Linked DNA regions of Homo sapiens: region 2 is linked to region 1. A link is an interaction called in ENCODE POLR2A ChIA-PET data of the cell type or tissue named here. Cell type or tissue: GM12878. All regions are shown on one strand.

What was found. ChIA-PET counts read pairs that join two places held together with the same protein. Peaks named below come from ENCODE experiments on the same cell type or tissue, not always from the same donor. Only the 100,000 strongest peaks of a DNase experiment are listed, where the experiment ranks them.
Region 2: POLR2A ChIA-PET joins it to region 1 with 8 read pairs; 3 of 35 experiments call an interaction of 5 or more read pairs at or near these places.

What each region holds. Positions count from the first base shown.
Region 1 is chr14:34,993,026-34,998,025 of GRCh38, forward strand. It overlaps SRP54 (signal recognition particle 54), which reads left to right. Exons shown (of 16, transcript NM_003136.4): 2 at 3,652-3,762. The coding sequence starts at 3,685. Among named protein-coding and RNA genes, the nearest start is that of SRP54, 13 kb to the left of the region's middle. In GM12878, no CTCF peak of the experiment used is centred here; no DNase peak of the experiment used is centred here; H3K27ac peaks cover 346 bases.
Region 2 is chr14:35,462,092-35,467,091 of GRCh38, forward strand. No RefSeq gene overlaps it. Among named protein-coding and RNA genes, the nearest start is that of NFKBIA, 60 kb to the left of the region's middle. In GM12878, no CTCF peak of the experiment used is centred here; no DNase peak of the experiment used is centred here.

The DNA of each region.
Region 1 (5,000 bases):
AGTTTTGTATATTTTGTAGAGATGGGGTTTCACCATGTTGGCTAGACTGGTCTTGAACTCCCAACCTCAAGCAATCTGCCTGCCTTGGCCTCCCAGAGTGCTGGGATTATAGGCGTAAACCACCATGCCTGGCTTAGTATAGCTTTTTAAAATGAAAGATGATCTGTTTATGACATGACCTCTAAAAAAGTTAATTGTGGTGTCATAAATAGGATTCTATCACTCCCAGTACCACCATGGTGAAGGATATAAACTGAAACATCTGAATCTTATTTCTTAAATGAAGAATATTAATTTAAGGATCAATAATTATTTTGTATAATGGGTATGGCATAAGAAATAAAAAGTCCTGGATCTTTTCCATGAGGTGGTTGGCTCTCAGGTTAAGTAACAATGTAATTGTAAAAAAATCTTATGGTAAGCAATTTTTTTTTCAATTTCATCAAGTATTGGTAGTAAGTTTTTTTTAAGTTCTAAATTACCAAATTGTACTTGAGTGAAAGTGTAGTGTTTAATTTGTAGCTCAGCCTGGGATATCTGTTTGCCAGTGATAGGTCCTCAAATGCATTTTCCCTTCCTGCCTTTTTATGATTCCTCTCACCTCTTTACTTTCTCTATGGTGAATGAGTCAGCTATTTCATCTTCCTGTTTGTCTTAAAATTAATTAATTAATTTATTTATTTATTGAGATGGAGTTTCACTCTTGTTGCCCAGGCTGGAGTGCAATGGCATGATCTCCAGCTCACCGCAATCTCCACCTCCCGGGTTCAAGCGATTCACCTGTCTCAGCCTCCCAAGTAGCTGGCATTACAGGCATGTGCCACCATACCTGGCTAATTTTGTATTTTTAGTAGAGACGGGGTTTCTCCATTTTGGTCAGGGTGGTCTCGAACTCCCAACCTCAGGTGATCCGCCTGCCTCGGCCTCCCAAAGTGCTGAGATTACAGGCATGAGCCACCGCACCTGGCCCAAAATTTATTTTTTTTAATACGGACTTTCTCTCTTGTTGCCCAGGCTGAGTGCAGTGGCGCGATCTCAGCTCACTGTAACCTCTGCCTCCCATCTTCAAGCGATTCTCCTGCCTCAGCCTTCTGAGTAGCTGGAATTAAAGGTGCCTGCCACCATGCCCAGCTAATTTTTTTTTTGTATTTTTAGTAGAGATAGGGTTTTGCCATGTTGGCCAGGCTGGTCTCGAACTCCTGACCTCAGATGATCCACCCACCTCGGCCTCCCAAAGTGCTGGGATTACAGGCGTGAGCCACCACGCCTGGTGCTGTTTCTCTTATTTTTAATCTCCTGTGTATTCTGTAGAAGGGATCTAGTCTGGATAATCTTGGTTGACTAAATTAGACTACATTAGTTTGGAAGGGTTACCAAAACAGTTGTTTTGAAGAGTTACCTTTTCTGCTAATATTGTTCATATTGGAAAATTGATATTCCCCAGACCGTGTTTTTAGAGCCCTTTGAAATCTCTGTTTCCTTCTAACTGTATACACCTCTGTCCTAAGCAGAATGTTTTGTTTCCTGTCCCCTAAATAATGCTCAGTGATCCATAAGTACAGTGCATATATAAGGCATAAGTATGTCCCAGACTTACCTCTCTCTCCATTTCTGCTTATGCTATTTCATCTTCCTCAAATTCCCTTTTGTCTTCTCCACTTACTCAAATTCTACTCTTATTTCAGGACCAAATTCATACTCAGTCTTTCCAATAAAGCCTATACTCTCTGCCTTAGTCTAAAATTCTTCCTTTTCTGTTTTCTTTTTTTGTGGAGACAGAGTCTCACTCTGTCACCCAGGCTGGATGGAGTGCAGTGGTGTGATCATGACCTCCTTGGCTCAAGCAATCCTCCCCTCACCCTCCCGAGTAGCTGGGACTACAGGCACATGCCGCCATGCCTGGCTACTTTTTTTTTTTTTTTTTTTTTTTTTTTAAGAGTTGAAGTCCTGCCTGCTATGTTGCCCAGGCTGGTTTCCAACTCCTGAGCCCAAGTGATCCTCCTTCCTTGGCCTCCCAAAGTGCTGGGATTACAGACATGAGCCACTGTACCTGGCCTTTTTTTTCCTTTTTTTTTTTTTCTTGTTCCAGAGAAGCAGAATCAATAAAGGGTGTGTGTGTGTGTGTGTGTGTGTGTGTGTGTGTGTGTGTGTGTGTGTGTGTGTAGAGAGAGAGAGGGAGAAATGGATATAAAGATATGTATTTATTATAAGGAATTGGCTCAGGCCGTTATGGAGACTTAAGTTTCAAGATCTGTAGGATGAGTTGGCAAGCTGGAGACCCAGGAGAGCCCATGGTGTAGATCCAGTCTGAATCTGAAGGCCTGAGAACTCAGAGAGCCATTGATGTAGTTTTAATCCAAAGGCTTGAGACCCACAAAGAACCAGTGTTTCAGTTTGAAGGCAAGAAAAGCTGATGTCCCTGTTAGCAGTCAGACAGGAGGAATTCTCTCTTAGTGTTTATTTTAGTGTTCATTTGTGTGCCTTGTCTTACCAGCTAGTAGGTAAGCATCTTGAGGGCAGGGACTACAAATCATATTTGCTTGTTTATCATCCATAAGCCCTTGCATCCTTACAAGTAGTAAGTACATCTAATATGTAATACTTTTATAAAACAGTAAGATTTTAGAGCTGGAAAGGGTTTTTGACTCTTAGTTAACTGAAACAGAAAGTCTGTTGCATGTGACTATTTTTTGGAAGAACCAGGATCAGAATTTTATTTTCGGTTCCTCATCAAGGGCTTTTTCTAATAATTCTTATTAATAATAAATGATAACTTAAATCATTATCCTATTTTAGAGTTTTCCTGGAATCAGAAACAGGTTTAAAATGGGAAGAGAACCAGCCTTGGCAACATAACATAGTGAGACCCCGTCTCTACAGATAATAAAAATTAGCTGGGCATGGTGGCATGCACCTGTGGTCCCAGCTACTTGGGGGGCTAAGGCAGGAGGATTTCCTGCGCCCAGGAAGTTGAGGCTGCAGTCAGCTGTGATCACACCACTGCACTCCAGCTTGGGTGACAGAGTGAGACCCTGTCTCAAAAAAAAAAAAAAAAGAGTAAAATAATATACCTCTTTCCTTTGTGGTTAGAAGAATAAAATGAAATAATGTATGTGGAATCACTTAGTATAGCGCTTCGATATAGCTGATAGCTGAACAGTTGCTTTTTTTGTACTAGAAAAGTTATTAAAACCTTTTTTCTTTTTTTTGCTTAGGAGCAAGAATCAAAATAGTTTGCAGAGTCCTTTAATGTGGGAAATTAGGCAGTATTCCTGGAGATTTCACCTTTTTCTCCTCTTTTAATTTAAAAATGTGCATGATACATAATTCAGTTATTCATAAGTATTGTGCCAAAAAAAGAACATATTTAATGTGAGATTATGTCATTATTTCCTCAAAGTATGGTATTTGACATGTTAAATTTGCTGATTCATATACAAGATTCCAATTAAGTATTCAAATATAAGGCATCATAACCAAGTAGCAGTTTTATCTTTATGACATGACTGTATTTAAGCACAGGTTGAGGCTATGGAAGGTGATCTTACAGTATCTAAACACTAGAGTAATTTGAACTTAAATACTCTTTAGAACTCTTCAGTCATGGGAAGTGAAATTGATTATTCTCACTTAATTTTTTTTCTGCTGTAGAGTTCTTCGTAAGTACATCTTAAAGCTGTCAAGATGGTTCTAGCAGACCTTGGAAGAAAAATAACATCAGCATTACGCTCGTTGAGCAATGCCACCATTATCAATGAAGAGGTATGTAAAATATTGTATGAAATATATATGATTGTATATTGTCACTAGCATTGGGAAGATGGCTTATTCATAATCCCTGTATTTATATGTATTTTGATGTAGACTTAATACTTGTAGATAAAAGCCTAAAAGTGGATACAGTAAGTAGTGTTTTATTGAGAAATTAACTACAACTTCAAATTTACTTCAACTTTCTATAAAGAATTTTCCAAAAAAAAATCGAAAAAAACCTGACCTTAACTTACATGTAAAAATAACATATTTTATCTTTTGAAAGTGGCTTAAATCTGGAACTGTACTTTTGTTTTCTTTATTGATATAGACCTAAAATTTCATTACTCTGCTTCTTTCTTCTTGGCTAGGCCTGTGCTTATCTGTCCTTTTCTTTGTGACTTTTATTTAGCATTTTTATAAAAGGCTAGCATTTCCATCTTGTCTGTTTTGATTCATTTTCTTTGAAATCTTCAGTTTTTTGGAGATTTTGTAAGCCACTCCTTAGATGATATTAAAATACTTTTCTTCCCGGCTATATTATTTTAAGATATTTCTTTGTTCCATTTGTCCCCCACAGATTGTATCTTAGTGGTTTATTAATTGAAAAAGTTGACTGTGGTTCACAAGTATACTTTATATTTTGTATCAACAATGGAAAAGTACTGAATTTGGTGTTAGAAGACATTGGTTAGTCCCACTGTAGCTATTTAGCAGCTGTACGATGTAAATTGGGGCAACTAAACCTTAGATTCCTTAGTGTATAAAATAGGAAAAATAGCATTTACCATAGAAAATGGTTTTAAGTTTCAAATAAACTTTCTAACTTGGAGGTTAGAAAACTTACGTAGAATTCTTACATGGAATTTGATCTCAATACTAAGCTAACGGAATTAAATAATTTTGAGACCATCTTAGAGATCATTTAGTTCAGCCTCTTATTTAACAGAACCAAAGTCAGTTTCATGTGATTATTTATTTGGAAGAACCAGGATTAGAACCTTTTTTTCCTAGTTCCTCATACAGGGCTTTTTCTAATACTGCTTATTAAAAAATAAATCATAACTTAAATCATTGTTTGGTCTTGTAATTCCAAATATATAAAACGACTTTCCAAACAGTTTTCCCTGTTGTGTAGCCCTTATGTTCTTTGTGTTTATAGTAGAAAGGAAAGGAAACCAGGGGAGGAGTTCTTGGTGGGAGGTAGAGTAACAGCTGTTGCTTAAATTGGCAGCTTCTCTGTTCTT
Region 2 (5,000 bases), 470 kb after region 1:
AATATTTTTGTCTTGCTCTGTCAGCCAGATTGGAGTGCAGTGGCACCATCAGATCTCACTGCAGCCTCAAACTCCTGGGCACAAGTGATCCTTCTGCCTTAGCCTCCCAAGTAGCTAGAACTATAAGCACGTGTCTGGCTAATTTAAAAAAAAATTTTGTAGAGATATCTTCTTGCTATGTTGCCCAGGCTGATCTCAAACTCCTGGCCTCAAGTGATCCTCCCATTTCAGCCTCCCAAAGGATTACAGGCTGGATTACCGGCATGAGCCACCATGCCAGGGCTCATATAAAATTTTATTGAAGATGTGATTATAGTAAAATTACCTGTACTTTTTTTTTTTTAAATTTAAGAGACTAAACTGTTCAGCATTATGGTATTCACTCTAATGGGATTTTTTTCTTTTCTTTCTTTTCCTTCCTTCCTTCCTTCCTTCCTTCCTTCCTCCCTTCCTCCCTCCCCTTCCCCTCCCCTCCCCTCCCTTCCCTTCCCTCCCTTCTTTCTTTCTTTCTTTGAGACTGAGTCTCACTCTGTTGCCCAGGCTGGAGTGCGGTGGCGTGATCTCCACTCGCTGCAACCTCCACCTCCTGGGTTCAAGCAATTCTCCTGTCTCAGCCTCGCAAGTAGCTGGGACTACTGGTGCATGCCACCATGCCCGGCTAATTTTTGTATTTTTCATAGAGACAGGGTTTCACCATATTGGTCAGGTTGGACTTGAACTCCTGACCTTAGGTGATCCACCCACCTCAGCCTCCCAAAGTGATGGGATTACAAGCATAAGCCACTGTGCCTGGCTCTAATGGGATTTTAAAATACCCAATTACTTAAGCCTAGAAACCTTAAAATTTTGAAGTGAACAATTATTTTGGATTTAAACATTGAGTCAGTAAAATTTTATAAATAAATGTTTAAAATAATGATTCAGATTTCATTATAGTTGAATGGTAGAAAGGATCACAGAGACCATGTGTGCATGTGACTGAAGATTAGAGGGTTCACAATAAGAATTACCCTCTCATATCTGGCCCCATCTGCCTGGTTCCCACCCTGCACCTTAATCACTGTTACCAGTTTTCTCTGAATCTGTCCAGAGTTTTCACATATACAAATAGGTATGAATGTATATTCCCCTCCCGTCTTTTTACATAAAAGATAACATTATTTTACACTGAAAAAAACAGGCTGGGTGCGATGGGCTCATGCCTGTAATCCCAGCACTTGGGGAGGCCGAGGCGGGTGGATCACGAGGTCAGGAGATCGAGACCATCCTGGCTAACATGGTGAAACCCCGTCTCTCCTAAAAACACAAAAAAAATTAGCTGGGCATGGTGGCACGCATCTGTAGTCCCAGCTACTCAGGAGAATCGCTTGAACACGGGAGGCCGAGGTTGCAGTGATCCAAGATCGCGCCACTGCACTCCAGCCTGGGAGACAGAGCGAAATTCCATCTCAAAAAAACAAAAACAAAAACAAAAACAAACTTTATATATTCTGAAGATTTTTTTCATATCAGTATATAGAGCTTTCTTATTGTTTTTGTATTTTATTGAAGATCTGCAAAATATCCCATTTAATAAATGTAGCATAATGTATTTAGTTAATTTATTATTAATGGACATTTAGATTGTTTTCCAGTCTTTTACTAATACATTGTTTCAGTGGATAATAACCTACACGAGTATATCTATAGGATAAATTCCCAGAAGTGGATTTACTTAGTCAAAGGACTTACACATTTATAGTTTGGATAGATTTTGCAAATTGCCCTCCATAAGTGTTTTACTAATTTATTCTTCCACCAGCAATGTAGGAGAGTGCCTGTTTCCCCACAGCTTTGCCAACAGTGTGCATTTTCAAACCTAATAGCTGAGAAATAATTATGTCAGTGTAGTTCTGATTTGCAATTCTCTTATTAGGAGTGAGGCTAGGTATCCTTTTCCATGTCCAAAAAATGTTTTTATTTTCTGTGAGCTGTTCCCACTTTTAGCTCATTTTACTGTTGAATTGGGTTGATAGTCTTTTTCCTATTTCTACTTACAGGTGCTCCTTCTAGATAGGGGAGATTTGCCTTTTGTCTGTGTAAAGAATTATAAGCATTTCCCTCCAATTTATAATTGTCTTTCAATATCACATACAGTATTTTTTGCCATGTAGAATTAAAAAATATTTTTATGTAGTTAAATTTATCAATATTTTCTTTAGTGACTTCTGGATTTCAATTCATAGTAAAAAGGGGCCTTCCCTACTCCAAGGTTATAAAGGAATTCTCCTTTCTTTATTAGTAGTTTTGTCTCTTTTAAAGTTTTATTTTATTTATAATTGACACATAACTGTACATATTTATGGGGTACAGTGTGATGTTTCAATGCATGTATACATTGTATAATAATCAAATCAGGGTAATTTGCATATCCATTACTTTAAACATTTGTCATTTCTTTGTGATGATAACATTCAAATACCTCTTCTTCTTTCAGTAGTTTTGTAGTTCTTTTTTTCCTTTCCTTCCTTCTTTCCTTCTTTCTCTTTTCTCTCTCTCTCTCTGTCTCTCCCCTATTTGGGATATTCCTAGTGTATGGTATGGATAATATTTTAGGAAATCAGCTTGTTTCTATGCATGTGTTTTCTTTTTATACTTCCCCCATTTAAAGTAAATAGCTGGTTCAGGGTCTCTATAGAACAGAAGGCAGAGATATTATGCAAGACTTTCTGGTTTCTGTTTCCAAAAACTTAAGCCCCTGGGAAGATTTAGAGAGTTTGTAGAAAAGAAAAAAGGGAGAAGGAGATTTTCAGGTATAGGTAGAGTGCCCTAGGGAAGTAGGGCAAGGAGGTGGGGTTGGTAGAAAGTGAGGCTTTCCCCCACTACTTCTCTCCAACACACACATACACACACACACACACACAGATACATACCCCCACCCCAACACCACGTCAAAAATATCCCCCCCAATAGGAGGAAAACAAGAGACAAGTCTGTAAGTTCTTGATATGGTTTGGATTTGTGTCCCTGCCCACATCTCATGTCAAATTGTAATTCCCAGTGTTGGAGGAGGGGCCTGCTGGGAGGTGATTGGATCATGGGGGCAGATTTCCCCTTGCTGTTCTCATGATAGTGAGTGAATTTTCATGAGATCTGGTCGTTTAAAAATGTGTGGCACCTCCCCCACCTCCTTCCTGCTTCTTTGGCCATGTAAGACATGCCTGCTTCCCCTTCGTCTTCTGTTGTGATAGTAAGTTTCCTGAGGCCTCCTCCTAGCCATGCTTCCTGTACAGCCTGTGGAACTGTGAGTCAATTAAACCTCTTCTTTTTTTTTTTTTGAGATGGAGTCTCACTCTGTCACCCAGGCTGGAGTGCAGTGGAATGGTCTCAGCTCACTGCAACCTCTGCCTCCTGGGTTCAAGTGATTCTCCTGCCTCAGCCTCCAGAGTAGCTGGGATTATAGACATGTGCCACCATGCCAGGCTATTTTTTGTATTTTTAGTAGAGATGGGGTTTCACCATGTTGGCCAAGTTGATCTCAAATTCCTGGCCTCAGTTGATCTGCCTGCCTCAGACTCCCAAAGTGCTAAGATTACAGGTATAAGCCACCATTCCCAGCCAATTCTTTTCTTTATAAGTTACCCAGTCTCAGGTAGTTCTTCATAGCAATGCGAGAACAGGCTAACACAATTCTAGAGCATCAATGTCCCAGTTTTGGCTTCTTGGCAGCACCTAGAGAGGAGTAGGATCTGTTGCCTCCAGGCATATGGGATTTAGTCAGTTGCAAAAAAAGATTCCCAAGTCCAAAATATGTTGATGAAGTAGAAGGAACTACTGATGCTGAAGGTGCTGTTTAGACAAGACAATGGAAGACTCAGGGATAACCTATGTACAGAAGTGATTGATTGCTAGAACCGGCACACCCCAATTTGCCCCATGTCAAAATGCAAAAGATATAAGAATCTTAACCTAACTCAGAAGAGATGGGTGAAGGGCTTTAAAAACTAACCTTTTTTTTTTTCCACTAGCCCAGGAGAATAGGGGAAATTCATTTTTACATAAAGTGATATTCTTATTTACCTGACCATACTCACTACATATTGTCTTAGTCTGTTCTGGCTGTTATAACAAAAATACCATAAACTAGCTGGCTTATAAACAACCCATTTATTTCCCACAGTTCTGGAGGCTGAGAAGTCCAAGATCAAGGCACCAGCAGATTTGGTGTCTGGTGTAACTGCCAAGTGAGTTCATTGTGTCTTGCTGCTCATATAATCAAGGCAGGGGAATTGCAATAGAGAAAGAGTTTAATACATGTAGAACCAGCTAAACAGGAGACCAGAGTTTTATTATTACTCAAATCAGCCTCCCTGAAAATTCAGAGGCTAGGGTTTTTCAAGGATAGTTTGGGAGGCAGGGGACGAGGGAATGGGTGCTGCTGATTGGATTGAGATCACTCATAGGGGTATGGAAAACAGTCCTCACGTGCTGAGTCCACCCCAGGTAGGGGCCACAGCAAAGTTGCTGGTCCAGGTGGAGTCATCTGGTAGTCAGAAATGCAAAACTCTGAGAAGACATTGAAAAGGCCAGTCTTAGGTTTTACAATTGTGATGTTATTTACAGCAGCAAATGGGGAAGTTGCAAATCTTCCTGAAAATGCTATACCTCCAGAAAAATGGCTGGTAATCATTGAACTATCACTACATCTTAGCAGAATTTAGGCCCCTCTCATCCTCTGTACTTGGTGGCTTAGCACTAGTTTTACAAAGGTGGTTTAGTTTGGGGAGGGGCTATTATCACTTAAACTATAAACTAAATTTCTGCCAGCATTAGCTTGGCCCATGCCTAGGAATGAATGACCAAGGGCAGTTTAGAGGTTAAAGGCAAGATGGAGTTGGTTAGGTCAGATCTCTTTCACTGTCATCATTTTCTCACTGCTATAATTTTTGCAAAGCCGGTTTCACTGGTGGGGGTCTGCTTTCTGGTTTATAGGTGGTACCTTCTAGCTATGCCCTCACATA